Regions from separate parts of the Homo sapiens genome. Here region 2 is linked to region 1. Evidence: read pairs that join two places in POLR2A ChIA-PET (ENCODE). Cell type or tissue: PC-3. All regions are shown on one strand. Each heading gives the region's core, and the rest is flanking DNA. Links, peaks and the distances in the headings are about the cores only.

The links. ChIA-PET counts read pairs that join two places held together with the same protein. Peaks named below come from ENCODE experiments on the same cell type or tissue, not always from the same donor. Only the 100,000 strongest peaks of a DNase experiment are listed, where the experiment ranks them.
Region 2: POLR2A ChIA-PET joins it to region 1 with 6 read pairs; 2 of 35 experiments call an interaction of 5 or more read pairs at or near these places.

The regions. Positions count from the first base shown.
Region 1 is chr20:59,827,261-59,835,029 of GRCh38, reverse strand. The region is part of intron 8 of PHACTR3 (phosphatase and actin regulator 3); the gene reads right to left. Among named protein-coding and RNA genes, the nearest start is that of SYCP2, 100 kb to the left of the region's middle. In PC-3, for the core only: no CTCF peak of the experiment used is centred there; DNase peaks (open chromatin) are centred at 3,839 and 4,229; H3K4me3 peaks cover 408 bases; H3K27ac peaks cover 2,282 bases.
Region 2 is chr20:59,997,360-60,005,128 of GRCh38, reverse strand. CDH26 (cadherin 26) reads right to left here. Exons shown (of 18, transcript NM_177980.4): 14 at 5,466-5,543; 15 at 3,718-3,786; 16 at 2,263-2,316. Among named protein-coding and RNA genes, the nearest start is that of CDH26, 43 kb to the right of the region's middle. In PC-3, for the core only: no CTCF peak of the experiment used is centred there; no DNase peak of the experiment used is centred there.

The DNA of each region.
Region 1 (7,769 bases), core at 2,498-6,497:
GCCTGCAGGCTGCATGCAGCTCAGGACAGCTTTGAAGGAGGCCCAACACAAATTCATAAACTTTCTGAAAACACAAATTATGAGGGTTTTTTTGCAATTATTTTTAGCTAATCACCTATCGTTAGTGTATTTTATGTATGCGGCTCAAGACAATTCTTCCAGTGTGGCCCAGGGAAGCTGAAAGATTGGATGCCCCTGGTCTAGAGGTAAAGGCAGACAAATGAACAAAATCATCTGAGAGAGTGGTCAATGCCGTGGAGGAAATGGCGGATATGGTGGGTGAGTGGTTGGGCAGGGGCAGATACATTCAGAATCTGGCAGAGATACATTTCGCTGAGACCCAAATGAAGAGAAGAAACCAGTGTGGGAAGACCATAGCGTCTCTTAACTGTTCACACACTGGGCTTAAACACTGAGGGAGTGAGGATGGGGGTGGGTAATCAAGGCAGGCTTCATGGAAGAGGAAACTTCTGAGAGAGTTACACAGAATCCACTTGGTACAGCAGTGTCTGCAAGGGTCTTGGAGAAGGAATTAGGTAAAGGAAGAGAAATCATCAGGAAATTGGAGTTGTCTGGGGTCTCCCCTTAGAGCTGGGCACCCAGCATTAGCTCGCTTCTGAATGTATCTGAGTCTCTGTAAACAGGGAATGGTAAGAGAACCCAACAGCCTCTGTGTGTGAATAATGGTGGGGCAGACCACCATAGGAAAAGCAGGAACAAGCCAGATTCCTGGCCCCCATGCTGCCCACAGAAGGGCTCGGAAGCAGGAAGGAGATGGGATGGAGGGGGAAGGCACACAGGCACTTTTAGAGCAATAGAAATGAAAAATCCCTGAAGCCCAGCAAGAGTGAGCGCACCATGAGTCTTTTACCCATGAAAAGGTACTTCCTTTGCACAGCTCCTCTGGCTAAGAGGGAGAGGCTGTGTATAGGAATGGGATCTTGGGAAGTAAAACGTGGAGTCCTAATAAGTAAGCAACAATGAGGAAGGGGTCCTAGGTGGGGGAGAAGAATTGTTCTGAGAGCCAGCTAATCACAGACAACCCACTGGCATGACATCCTATTTCCAAACACCTTGTTCCACTCGAAGACCCAGCAGTACTATCTTATCTGCACATAAGCCCCTCTGGCACAACCCTATAAAACTTCCCTCCAGCGCCTGCCTCTTTCCAGCAGCCCCTTCTCTACTGTGCTGCCCATTGCACCCTTGCAACGGATCTTCATACTTTCTCTAATAAATTTGCCTTTCTTTACCTATAACTGCCTTGGTAAACTCTTTCACTGTCCGCGATGCTGGCCCCAGCCATTTGTATTTTGTGTGTGGCTCAAGACAATTCTTGAGCCAGCTGCCCAGCCAGGAACACCCATAGGGACACCTGAGGAGTGAGGCTGTGCATTTCCTCAAATCTGAGAAGTACCCCAAATGTCCCTGGAGGCTAGTGTCCACTGGCATGGCCCCCGAACAAGGCTTCCCCCCGCCCTTTGTTGGAACCTTGTCTTTCTCATCCAAAATGAGAATTAGTACCAGACCCTCTTAATGAGCATTAAATGAGATAATGCACAAAAATGTTTGTGACAATGCATGCTTGGGATATAGTAATTTCTCAAGAAAACCCAACCTGTGACTTGCCAGCTGATCGCGGACCATGTTCCCAGAAAAGCATTTCATCCAACTGGTACACCTCAGGAAAGCGTGGACATCAAGCCAGCAAAAACTGTGCAATTGGTCCCAAGGCACAGAGGCAGTCTGGTAGTGGTCCAATCGCTCACTGCAGGGCTTCATCTAGCTGCCAAGCTTCTCACTGAATGTCAACAGGGTACCCCTGAATGGTCTAGAATATGCAGTCCTCTGGGTAGACACAGCCCCGGAGGCACAGGGTTGTAAACAGAGCAAAAGGGTGCTCAGGCCAGGACCCCACTGGCTTGTCACCAACCTGCCTCTCTACTTACAGAGTGCCAGGACCCCACACCTGGAAGGGTGGATGCAGAACCCTAGACAGTGCTGTGGGCCCCAAGACCCTCCCTGTGGTTCTCACCAGTGGAGGGGATTGAGGTGAGCAAGAAGACCCCTGACTGCCAGGTGAGGGTGCTAAGCAGGGTCTTAGGGTGGTTCTGCCAACCCAACAAGGCCAGGCCACCGTTCAGACTAGGCTCTAATCTGCACATGAATGGCTTCCCAGAAGGTGACACTTTAGTTGGGATCCAGAGGATGATTGGGGATCGCTAGGTGAGGAGAGGACATGTGCAAAGGTCCTGAGGTGGGGTCGTTTAGATCGCATGGAGGTGTGTGTGCACCGAGGCTGAGCAGGGGCAGGACCCACACAGCCTGGCATCGCTGGAGAGAGAGTCTGGATTCACTCCTGGAACCCCAGAGCGGCACTGAAGGATTTAAAGCAGACCTGGGTGAGATGGGGTGTGGGCGTGCCAGGACTAGATTTGCATTTGCAAACACTCTCCGGACTCTTCCAGATTTCTGTCCAACAGAGATGGAGATGAACCCACTACCAAGAGATACGGACCTGCCCAGACCCCCACCAGATACCAAGGACAAAGTGTGCTGCAGGCCTGTGAGGGCCCCCTGAAGTGTTCAAGACTTGGGGAAGAAGTTGGCCACAGAGCAAAAACACCCCACACTCCAAATTAATACTTGTTACCCTAAGTATACATAAAAGATACCCTTTTGTCCACCTGCTACCTGAAGCTATGCTAACTCTTCATGCAGAGTTGGGGCTTCCAAAAGGAAAAATGGTGACGAGCCTGATGCCAAGGACAGACAATTACTTTGCCAACATTACAGGCGAGACCCTTGAGGCTCAGAGAGAGGAATGTGATCAGCAGCTACTACAGCTGGAATCAGAACCCACAGCCAGTTCCAGATGCTGGGAGGGCTGAGGCAGGGAGGAACACCGGCAACACCAGCTGGCAGGAACTAGCCAGCAGGGACACAGCTGGGATGAGGCCCAGGAAGCATTCTCCCAGCACAGAGAGTCAGGCCCAGGCAGAGGCATGCATCACAGGCCACCACCCCTGCCCCACAGTGTGCTGACCCCTGCCCTGACACACAGTCGCCACTCAGGCCAGGGTGGCCCAGGAAATTTTCTAGGCAGAACCATGGCCAGGAAAAGGGCAGTCAGGTTGAACGAGTCATGAAGCTCTGTGAGAGCAGACCCCCAGAGCCGGCGCAGGCAAGGGGAGCAGCCTGTGTCGAGGAGCAAAGGAATGGGCGCCGGTTCCTCTCCCTCACTACATAGCCTGCTTGGACCTGGCTGGGGCAGGGATGCCGCCAGGGCTTCCTGGGCTTTGAGCTTCAGTATCAAGTTGCTCTCCGAGGAGCCGCTAGAGACGTGGCCGGAGCATAGCTGGGCTTTGGAAGCTGCAGAAGGCCCTGCAGAGGGGTGGGGCGGGGTAGGTGGGGGTGTAGAACCCCTGTGGGATTCCCCAAACCTCCCCACCCTCTGCAGCTGCTTGAGACTCCTGATTCAGAAATGGGGCTGCTGGTGACGTCCTGGTGCCGCCTGGAGCTGGGGAAGCCACAGTCTATTTCTGACTCTCCCCACTGAGAAAGCCTGAGTGTGGCAGTTAATTAAAGCATCGCGTGGGTGTGGGAGCAACACTAAGAAAAGAAACCCCAGGGACAGAGAGCAGCATCTGCCGGTCTCCCTACCTGGTCCCTGCTTGTGCACACACGAGAGGTGGGGATGACAGGGAGGCCGGAAGGACCAGGCTGGGCTGGGGAGCCAGGAAGAGGCTGGGCAGGCCCTGGAATGCAGACAGGAATTAAAGGTATCGAGCACAACACACCCTGGAAAAGGATGTCTGTATGTTCAAGTGTGGATGTGAGTCATTTCTGGGGGCCAAGGGGGCACCAGCCAAACAGGTGACCCCACAGGCACTTCCTGGTTCCGAGTGCCTCTCACACGACAGATCTGTAGCAGTCACCTACGACACACCTGGCCCTGTGCTGTGAGTAGCACAGAGGAGACAGGGAGCAGGGGACAAACAATGGGGAGGAAGGGGCCTAGAGGTGGAGCTGATGAGACCGCCGACAGCCTGGACAGTCAGGACGCCTGGAGAGGCTCCAGGAGTCATGATGCCACTGTGCCACCCACATTTCCAGGTCTGTGGAGGCTGTCAACTGTCTATTCCACAGTCAGCACTGGTGCCCCAGCACTGGCACAGAGCTAGGATTCCAGTTCCAGCTCTGACCCCTGCCAGCTGGGTGATGGCGTCACGCCCTCCCTTACTTGAGCCTCTGATTCCCCAGGTGAACACCTGCCAACAAAACCCACAGGGATGCTGGGAGAGTCGAGAACACTAAATACAGGAGGAGGTTGACACACAAATAGGTGGCATCATTACTACTATAGCACTGATATTATTCACCTGGCGTGCTGAGCCCAGGTCTCTTCCACCTTCAGCCAGCAGAGCTGCAGGCTCCATCCTGCCCAGCGCCTCCTTGCAGGCCTGGATCCCCAAGAATCACTCCTCCTTCAGACACTCACAGCCTCCTCCATCAGACGGATGCTCACACCCTCTTTCAACATCTGCTCATTCACACCTCCATCAGATGTTCACATCTTCCTCCATCAGATGCCCACACATTCCTCCATCAGACACTCACACCCTCTTCATCACTCATGCTCTCTCCATCAGACATTCACACCGTCTCCATCAGACACACCCTCCTCCATCAAATACTCACACCTTCTTTCATCATCTACTCACACTGTCCATCACTCACTTGCTTCCATCAGACACTCATACCCTCTTCTATCAGACACTCATACCCTCTTCCATCAGACACTCACGCCCTCTTCTATCAGACACTCATACCCTCTTCCATCAGACACGCACACCCTCTTCCACCAGACACGCACATGCTCCTGTCTGTCATAGCCTCTTTCATCAGACACCCCCTCTTCTCCCATCAGACGCCGTCTCAGTGCCAAGTTTGTACCAGTTTCTGAATCGTCCTCTGCACACACTGCTCAGCTGACTGCCTTCCTGCATGATGAGCACAGCAGCAGGGGCTGCAGGTAATTTCAGGAAGTGGAAGGACACGGGGTCAGGAGAAGCATAGTTCCAGCTCCCCAAGCTTTGCTTCCCCAATGAAGCCCCACCCAGCCAGGCTGCCCCACTAAACGCACATCCCCCAAATCTTGATCTCACCCCAGCACAGATGTCACAGAAAAGGTTTGAATCAACATCTAAAGTCACCTCAGTGTGGAGCAGAAATTGAGAAGCAATTCCTTCCATACAAGGCAGAATGCCTTCCTAGAGAGAACAGACAGCTCGACACCCACAGGGGACGCCCGGGCTATTTTGGGAGGCTCCTTTCTGGGAATGCCAATCCTGCCCCACAGCCGCCTTGAGTCACTGAGAAAAGCTGGCGGCCCCCGCCTGGAGATGGGATTCCCCAGCGAGGCAGCGTCTCCACACACCATTCACACGACGCATTGATGCATCCTCAGACATCTGATGGTGAATGGGGCAGATGTCTCGTCTGCTTGCCCCCAGGCGCACACCATCTGGGTGCACGGATGACAGGCACATTGACCCTATGTCTCAGAGCGTCAGAGCAATGTGGGTGTGTCTGGAGAGAAGTTCAGGAAGAGAAGAGGACTCTCCAGGCCATAAGATGAGGCCTGGATGATGAAAGAAACCGCCCAGGGAAAGACCTGGGATGGGCATCCAGGCAGAGGGGATGGAGTGTGTCCACACTAGGAAACAGCAAGCAGGGATGTTCTGCCGACTGAGGGCTCAGCTGAGAGGTGCTGGCTGCTGGTCCACATGCCTGGGGCAAGCCCCATCTCAGCAGCCAGCAGTCCTGACTTCTGGGATGCCGGGGAGGATGTGACTCCAGGCACTCTGAGTCCAAAGCCGACCTTTTCACACCCTGTTCCCCACCTCCTCACACCTGCTCCGTGCCCAGCATCCTGGGCTCAGGGGCTGGCTCCAGCCACCACCCAGGCACACACCAGACCCCTGGGAGAACTGGCTCCTCTTACTCCCTACGTCCAACACCCCAGGAAGCTCCAAGTCTGCTGGGTTCTGCTTGCATCCATCCATCCGTCCATCCATCCATCTGCCTCTCTCCATCCCCAAGGCCACTTCCCTGATCCAGGCCACAAGCCTCAGCCCTGGATGATGGAGACTTCCACACTGTCCACCTCCCTGCCCACAGCAGCATAACTCTAACTCCTACTCCCACGATGAGCTCAAGCCCGGGTTCCCACCATCCTCAGGACAAACTCCAAGGCCCTCAGCAAAGCCTTTCAGTTTACGGTGACCCCTCCAGCAGCCCCTCCTACTCCCACCCCTCCCAAAACTCCATGCCGGGTGATGGCCCCACGTCGAGCTGCATTTACCAATAAGTGGCTGTTCACACTGTCCCTGTCCGGCAAAGATGTCCTTCTCCTCACACGGGTCCGCAGCCCCACTGTACCCCACACACCCCCATTATTACAATTGTTCTGTCTTGTCCCTTTTCCTCCAAATCCCTGACACGCATAACCAAAAAAACAACATAACACCCTATCTGCAATATAAAGGAGGAAAAAGGAAATTAAGTTTTAATCAAATAACACATATTCCGATAGGTAAGTAAGTGCCAGGCATGGCTGGATTGGGTGACACAGCACACAATGCCAATGCTGCCGCTACAGAAAAATCACCATCACAGTGCCAGCCACCAATGCAGACAGACCCACAGCTGCCACACTGGTCACTCCATGCCCTGAGAGACACTAGTGGAGGAATGCTTCTTGGTGAAGCTCTGGACAAAGCAAGGTTCCCTCCCCAATCTGTGGGAGAGGTTTCTGGCATTTTGCATTCCAGGAGACGCCACCTGTAATACAGCTCCACCAAAATACCTCCTGTGTGTGTCCACAATGCACTTGGGATGAGGCTCAGGTCATCATAAACAGGCTTCGGACTCTCATGAGTGTCCCAGGGACATTCAGAAGTCAAGTGGAATGGGGGGCCAGTCTTCATTGCTAAGGGAGTGCCCCATGGCTGCAGAACACCTGCCTCCCGGGACCATCCTGAAAATACAGCAGGAGCTCCAGTTGCTGTGACAATCCACAGAGCTGCCCTGAGTTTCCAAAAGGCAACAGAACGGCTGGCCTGCCTCCTGTGTCCTGAGGGCATAGGAGGCAGGGCAACTTCAACTCCACCAGGAAGCCCCGCCAAGCTTGGTGCAGTGGGGGGCTTCTGATGTCGGGAAGGTGTCCCATGCCTCTTGTGCCCACAGTGACAAGCCTTCAGGCCAAAGGCTCCTGCCTACTCTGTCCTCCCAACCCCACCCTGCAGGAGAAATATGTCCCCTGGAGCCTGGGCTCCCTCCCAGGGCAGCACAGAAAAGAACTCCAGGTACGTGGAGTTGGCCTCCCAGACTCTCCAGTGTCTCTTGTCCTCCACCTCCTGGGTGCAGCCAGTCTCCTCTCTGCACCTCCATGGTCTCACCTGGTGAGACTGAAAGGAGAGAGCCGTATGTGAGGGGGCTAGCCAGGCCGCTGTGCCCTGGGCTCCGCAAGCTGCACACCGCACTGTCTCCATCACTGTTGCTATTTCTGTTTTGTCAGCCTGGCTCTGTGGCCCACCCTAAGCCAAAAAGGGACTCTAGACTGCCCTGCCCAGGGTTGGGTTAGTGCCCCTGGGATACAGATGAGATGAGTCCTTCACCCTCTGCACCAGGAACAGCCCCAGTGGTGGTGGGGAGGGGTCTCGCCTCCAATCAGCCTCCTGGAGCCGGGTGTTCCAAGGGCTCAG
Region 2 (7,769 bases), core at 2,508-6,507, 170 kb before region 1:
TCACTATTCATTAAGTAGAAGTGGATTATCATAAAGGTCTTCATCTTCATTGTCTTCTCTCTGAGTAGAATGAAGAGGAGGAGGGAGAAGAAGGGTTGGTCTTGCTGTCTCGGGGGTGGCAGAGGCAGAAGAAAACCCACATATAAGTGCACCCACACAGTTCAAACTCCTATTGTTCAAGGGTCAACTGAATACACATATCTATCTATATACACATGCATACATACAGTTATGCACGGCATAACATTTCAATGACAGGCCGTATATATAAAGCTGGTCCCATAAGACTGTAATGCTGTATTTTTACTGTACCTTTTCTATGTGTAGGTGTTTTTTTCTTTTCTTTTTTTTTTTTTTTTTTTTGAGATGGAGTCTCGCTCTGTCACCCAGGCTGGAGTGCAGTGGCGCGATCTTGGCTCACTGCAAGCGCCGCCTCCCAGGTTCATGCCATTCTCCTGCCTCAGCCTCCCAAGTAGCTGGGGCTACAGGCGCCCGCCACCACGTCCAGTTAATTTTTTGTATTTTTAGTAAAGACAGGGTTTCACCATGTTAGCCAGGATGGTCTCTATCTCCTGATCTCGTGATACGCCTGCCTCGGCCTCCCAAAGTGCTGGGATTACAGACGTGAGCCACGGCGCCCTGGCCTGTGTAGGTAGATACACAAACACCATTGTGTTCCAATTGCCTACAGTATTCAGTACAGTCACATGCTGTACGGGTTTGTAGCCTAGAAGCAACAGGCTACACCAAGAGGTCTAGGTGTGTAGTAGGCTACACCATTTAGGTTTGTGTAAAACACTTTATGAAGTTTACACAGTGATGAAATCACCTAACAACACATTTCTCAGAACGTATCCCCATCATTAAGCCAGACATGACTGTACATATACACATGTGTGTACACATAGTGAAGCCACATCATACCAAGGTAAGCTGAACCAAACATACTAAGCCAAAGAGGCAAGGTGTGGACCACTACAAGCAGCCCTAGGGACCCTGCTGCCTGGTTCCCAGTGCTGGGAGCACTTGACTGGAGATGCTGTGCCCTCAGTCTGTTTAGCCCCAGGGGCCTCTCAGAGGAGGACCCTTAAGATGTGGGCTATGTACAAAGTACCCTTGCACCAGATGCTCACTGACCAAGCATGGGGCTCATCCAGGACCAGAGGAAGACGCCGTGTCAGTTTCCAGCCTGGCTCCTTCCCGAGGTAGACTTGGGGTGATTTTGCCTCAAGCCAGCTTCAGGTCCTAACCCCACACTATGTATGGCTGCACTGTGGCTGAGAGAGCACTATCTCTCCTCTCTGGGCTTCTGTGGACTTAGCCACTGGTTTAACTCTATCCCCAGGGCCTACGACTCCTCAAAGATACTTCAGCTAGAGTATTTGAAATTTATTTTCATTATTTACAAATTATTTCAATAACAATATTGAATATTATTTTTATAATATAACAGAAAGTGGTTTACATCTTTTTTAGTCTCCCACACCAACATGTAAATTTGGGATGCCATGTTAATTAGCTTTTATGCAACTCAAATGAAGCTTTTGGTCCCATGTTTCATTAATCAAAGAGAATCCTAACATTGTAAACTGAGCTATTCAAAAACCATTAAGATTTGAAACTGCTTGTTGGTATATATCAAAATTTTCTTGATACTTTAAAAACCAGTTTATAATAATGCGAGGCAATGAATTAGGTGTTAAGTTAACATAATTTTGCAAACTATATCCACAACATTCAACTTCCTTCTGTTTACATCAGAATCATTATTTTTATTGGCTATTTTGGTAATAGGTATATGTCATTAATGTCAATGCATACAAAATTAGTACTTAGATGTTTTATTTACAATGGAGTTATTTGTAGGATCTCATTTGAAAAGAAGAATTCTGGTGCAAAACATATTTAGAAAAAAAAATTGACTAGATGATGTCTAAGACCCCCTTAGCTCAAAATTTCTATAGGTCTGTGACAAAGCACAGCAGAAAACTCAGCCTATGACTGAGGTCTTAGCAACTCAACAGCAAAAGAAATTTGCCAGGGACTGAAAAGCTCTTATGCCCTCGAGTCACGGGATAAATGTGCCTTAACTACTTCCAACCTCTCTTCACGTTCGCTTCTCCTTCAGTTTGCTTGGATGTTGGGCATATTTTTTTTTATCACCTCTTTCCTTCCAAATTTCCAATTTTCAGGGATTTGCACAGCTTTTAGGCAGAACAATAAGGTAAATTTGTTCACGGTAACACCTACATCTATACTTACAGGAGTAGAGTGTATGTTTTTCACACTTCTTGGCTCAAAGGGCTTGCCATAACCCTTAAAGAAAGATGAAATATTTACTGATTTCAAATAAATTACCAAAGGATGCAAATACATAACTAGAAATTCTTGCAGTCATATTGCCTTTCATTTTTGTACTAAAGGTATAGTAATTCTAAAGAGTGTAGATATTCATAGCAGAAATTCATGAACAAGTTTCACAGTTGCTTTGTGAAGAAGGAACATGAGAATATTAGATTTGCAAGCTCTATCTTGGGTCCATTAACACCCAGTAAGATTTCCTTTTGCCATGGCCATGCCCTGAATACAAACAAATGACACACATCCACTCCTAGGACCCAGGCCTAGCGGCACAACTCTCAGGGCTCAGTGCAAGATGAAAGTTGGGGGCCCTTTGTTCAAAAATTAAGAATTTCAAGATGGTGACAGTAGAATATTAAACCAAGCAGAGGTTCTTTAGAGTGGGAGGCCCTGTGCCATGGTGGGTGTTCCATGTCCATGCAGCTGGCCCGAACAGGACCAGAAGGATCAGCTGCAAGGACATGGAACCCAACATTCATCAATGCGGGAGCCCTTCAGTGATGGATTTGTGGCATCATCTTTGTGCAAAGAAGAACATCATGTTTTCATCTTTGCTCAGATACTGCCTGTGCAAAGATATGAAATTATAGAGATCTTGAATTTATTTTAGAAGCTTTCCCTCATAAAAATTGGATATGATTCTATGGCTCTTTAGACCCTGAATACCTCTTTTAATTCTATATCAGAAAAGTACATTTTGGTTAAATAATGGCTAGTTAAACTGGTGAGGTCCAAATAAGGTCTGTGACTGAGAACTGTACTCACAGTGTTGTGCCAAAGCCCATTTTCTGATTTGATCATGGAGTAGGGTTACATAAGATGGTATATTTGGGGGACCCCCAAGAACTCTCCAAACTATTTTTGCAACTTCTATTTAGTCTAAAATTATTTCAGAAAAAGTCATTTCACAAAGCAATAGTCCTGGAATTTGTATGTAGAGTACAAGAAGACACAACACAGATGGGAAGTCAGGCCTCCCTTTCGCTGGAAGCATGCAGTCACTGGGCTGGAATTTAGTCAGGGCCAAAGTGCTGTGCTTTTAACTTTATAGATGATCTCTGGTGCCCTTAGAAGGACATGAGAAAATGTATCTATTTGTGGATGCTCTAAAAAGTGTCATATTTGATCAGGATTATCAAACAACTCTAAAAACAGCAGCCATCACCAATAATAATACCTAGTTCTATAGATGGAAATAGAGTCGGGTGGAAAAAGCCCAGCTTCTCAGATTTTCATTGACTATGTGCCTTTTTCTGACAGTATCACCGAATCTTCTACAACGGCCCTCTCTCAGGGGGACCAACTGTTAGTCACTAGTGAGATGGCCGTAGCAGGGAGCAACCTTCTGGAACTCACCCAGCTCCCCAGAGCACAGCGTGCTTGGGCTGACTGACTCGCTGCAGATGGAGGCACTTCCTCGAGATCCTAGAGGGAAAATGCTGATTTACTCAAAAGAGAATGGATTTCTCTCCAGCTGGAAACAAAGTGGGCATGCGTGACCTCTCACCACTTCCCCTTGCTCATATATTCATAGGCAAACACAAATTAACACGATGAGAGGGAGGGCGCGGTGGGAGGAAAAGGAAAATGAAGAGAGGCAGGGAATGCAGGGATAAAAGGGCAGGCACAATGGAACCGCATGGCAGGAGGAGGTTTGAACATGAAGACGCTAATGTTCTTTCCATGACACAGACACCTGAAAACTGCATAGACACGCAGATGACATCTAGAAGGTGACACTCACAGGTGAAACTGTTTAGATTCAGGGATGGGATTGTGGGCATTTTCTGCCTTGGGTTTCTGTTATTTTAATAGTGACGCTTCAATAATGAAGTTATATTTCAAAGAAAATAAAGCAGGCAATGGACCTTGACAATGGTCTCATTGACGCTATTTCACACTATCCAGCAGATTTTAAAGTATCAGGTTACCCCATAAATCATAAGTGACGGCTTCACTTAGAGAAAGTGTGTGAATGGCAGTTTATTTAAGCAGTCACCAGAGATGTACTTACTACAATATTTGCAGGACACTGAAGGGAACCCAGAGATACACCAAAACCTAGAAGGTGGAGGCTTTGGTTCCCTCCCCTGTAAAATAGGGAAGCAAGATTGCCCCTACCACACACACGCCCCTATGGGTTCTGGTGAAAATTCAATAAGATGAGGCATGCAAAGTGCATAGTGTGCCCCTCAGGGCAACACCTAGACCTCTAGAAGTTTGCAGACTGGCTCAGAGGAAGGAAAGAGAAGGCTCTCGCCAGCCCAGGAGGCAAGTTTGTAGGAACTAGAAAAGGGCAGCCCTTCCCCCAGGAGCACAGACTAGTGGTCAGAATGCACGGCGAACCCAGCCCTCCTCACTGCCCTGGCCAGGCACATGCTCATTTATGGCAATCCTGGGTCAACTTTGTTTTCAAAGTAGGGGACACCTACTAGTTATAGAATGGAAGATTTAGCTACTTGGGAAACAATTTTAAATAACACTGATTTGCACGGTGAGAAAATTATTCCCTTTCTAATTCTGTTTCCACACCCTTATGACATCCAGGAGGAAGTGTCACTCTGGTGCTAGCCTGGCTTCCACGCTCTGCCTTCCTTGCAGAGGGGCCCCGGGCCTTTGGCAGTGCCATCGTCCACCCAGTCATTGTGCCCTACTTCTTTCATGGCTATCTTCACACTTGCCTGCTCTTTATACAAGTAAAACTGTTTTCATTTACAGTTGAAATATAAAATTTCCTACTTAAATAAATGTACTTAATGTGGACACAAGCCCATTTTAAGAAAAAAGTGTCTTAAGAAATACACTAGTCCAAGTGCCATATGCATATGGCAAAAAATCACCATATGGCACTGGACACAGTGATATTTGGAAGCACAGGGTCATCTGACACCGCAGCAAAGTAGAAAGAACTTGGCCACTGAAAGACAAGGGTGTTTTAGGCTAAGGGAACCATGGGGCTTTGCAAGTAGGGGCTGGGGTTGCTGACTTGAAGAAGAACCTCCCTGGATGTGGCACTGGGAGGAGCATCCCAGGTGTTCCTTGTCAGGGAAACCACCAGGAAAGTCACTTCTCTGAAATCCAGAAGCAAGTAAGGGGCATGTTACCTTAACTCCCTGCGTGGGTCCTGCTGCAGCTGTGCAGATGAGCAGAGCCGGCCTCTGGCCTTCAACATCTGACCATGTCTGTAGAACACAGAGAAAGAAATATGACAAGGGCTGAAATCACAGATAGCAGAAATAAAAACAGAAGGAAAGGAATGACATTTTCTCCAAAACACATTGTATCTATGCCATCACAGAAGAAGTCCAGACTGTAAAAAATACACCTCTCCTGTAAATCTGGATGACTTATGTGGGAAAAGAATGTTATTTCTGTTTGCCTTTTGTAATTGCTCGCTGGGAGGTTGAGCTTCTCATGGTTCAGGGTTCCATGTAAACTGATGGTAAAAGGCTCATTTCAGGAGCTCTCAGAATTGAAAAGCTTGTCTTTTCCTAGGGCTCATGGTGATGGCTCTTGGGGTCACCAGCATTGCATGGTATTCTGTGCATTGTCCCATTCATTTATCACTCAACATATATGTTCACTGAGGGACTCAGGTTGATGGGTGCTGGATTTCTGTTGGCCAAGGGCTCATTAGCTTCCCCACATGCAGGGAAGGCATCTATGCATTTCTGTAGATCATCACCATCAGATGGCATCCCTATAGTTTAGTAGTAGAATGTGACAACATGTGTGCAGCTAGTGACGATATCTTGCATGGAGTTTTCCCAAGAGCACAGAATGTTCCTGGTGAGTGGATGTGCAAGGTAAGCTGGTATATTCATGTAAGATGGACAGAGGGATAAGTGCACCTAGAGATGGCCTTATTTACCAAGGTTACAGAGATATAATCAGTAATTACTGCTAATAATGCTAATATTGGCGGCCACCCTTTATTGCATGACTCTTAGTGCTGAAAATTTTACATGTGTTATTTGATTAGAGTCCAAAAAACTTAAGAGACAGAAGACTATCAAGCTCACTTTATATATGAAAGTCAGATTCAGTTAGATTATGTAACTGATCAATCACAGATTTGGAATCTACACCCAGGTCTGTTGAATTCCACTTCTCAGAGCCCTAAGATACTGAAGCAGGAATGGAGATGTGCCTTTAGCTGTGAATGGGAAACAAGAGAAAGATTTGTTGGTACAAGAAGAGAACAGAGCCCCTTGCCCAGCATGAGGTTCTCTTGTCCCACTGGCATAGCTGGTCTTTGACCAGTGCCACCATGTCATTAAGCCCCCTCCAACCCTCCTGGTCTTAGCATCACAAGGGCCAAGGTTCCTTTCCACCCACACTGCTTCCATAGCTGCTTCCTCTTTTCCAAGAGACAATCACAAAGCTGCTGGGAAAGAAGGGTAACCAGGGCATCCCCACTGTCCCTTCCACCTCAGCTACAACCTGAACTCAGGTTGTGTGACATTCCTGCCAGTCTCCTCCAAGCTCAGCAGCTTTCACTCTCTCCCTCCAAGGAGGAGACTGAGGCACAGCTCCTGGGACTGGGAACCATTTCTGTTTCCCTTCATGGTTGAGCCTCTGAGCCACTGGAACTGTCCAAGGCAAGAAATTCTACTGTTACACAAAGACTGCTGTTTGTCCAGATGGTTTTCTTCTTAAAATTACACAACAAATCAAGTTTACTGCTGCTCTCACATTTGGGATGCGGAGATTCCTTCCAGGGGACTTCACAATCTGGAGAGTTTGGATCTTGCTCCTGTTTCCCCACCCAGGAAGGGCTCACAGGAGGGTGCACAGGCACATACCTGCCAGAGGAGCCTAAGTGGCTGCTCCCTTCCCTCCTTCATGCCGCAGGGAAGACAAAATTCAAAGAACCCTGGGAGCCTTGGGCGAGCACCAGCTTCTTCAATCAAATATTTTTGAGAAACTCTCTAATTACAGGAGCATCATATCAAGTTCATTGGAATATCTTTTCCCTAAATGTCTGACTTCATTCAATAAGTCTCTCCCTTCCAGGAAAAAAACATTGGTGGAGGTGTAAGATGGGGTGACCGAATCCTCTGTGTGTGTTTCCTTTTGACATTTCTTTTGTGTTCATTTTCTAAATCAACCACTTAATTCTAGATGAAGACAAACAGGAGAGCTCACAATGCTTTCATCTCTTTGTCTGTCTAACCCCAGCCCAGGGTTGCTGCAAGGATGACTAAGATAATGTAGGGCCCATTTCAGAAGCAGCCAGTTTGAAAAACCAGTGGCCATTGGCCAATTACTTTATATGGCTCTGCCTTGTGTTAGGTGCCTTCATAGGCATCCTCTCTGATCCACAACCTATCTAAGAATTTGACTTTATCATCCCAGTTCACAGATGAGGATGTAGGGTTAAATGATGAAGCTAATGAGATGCAAAA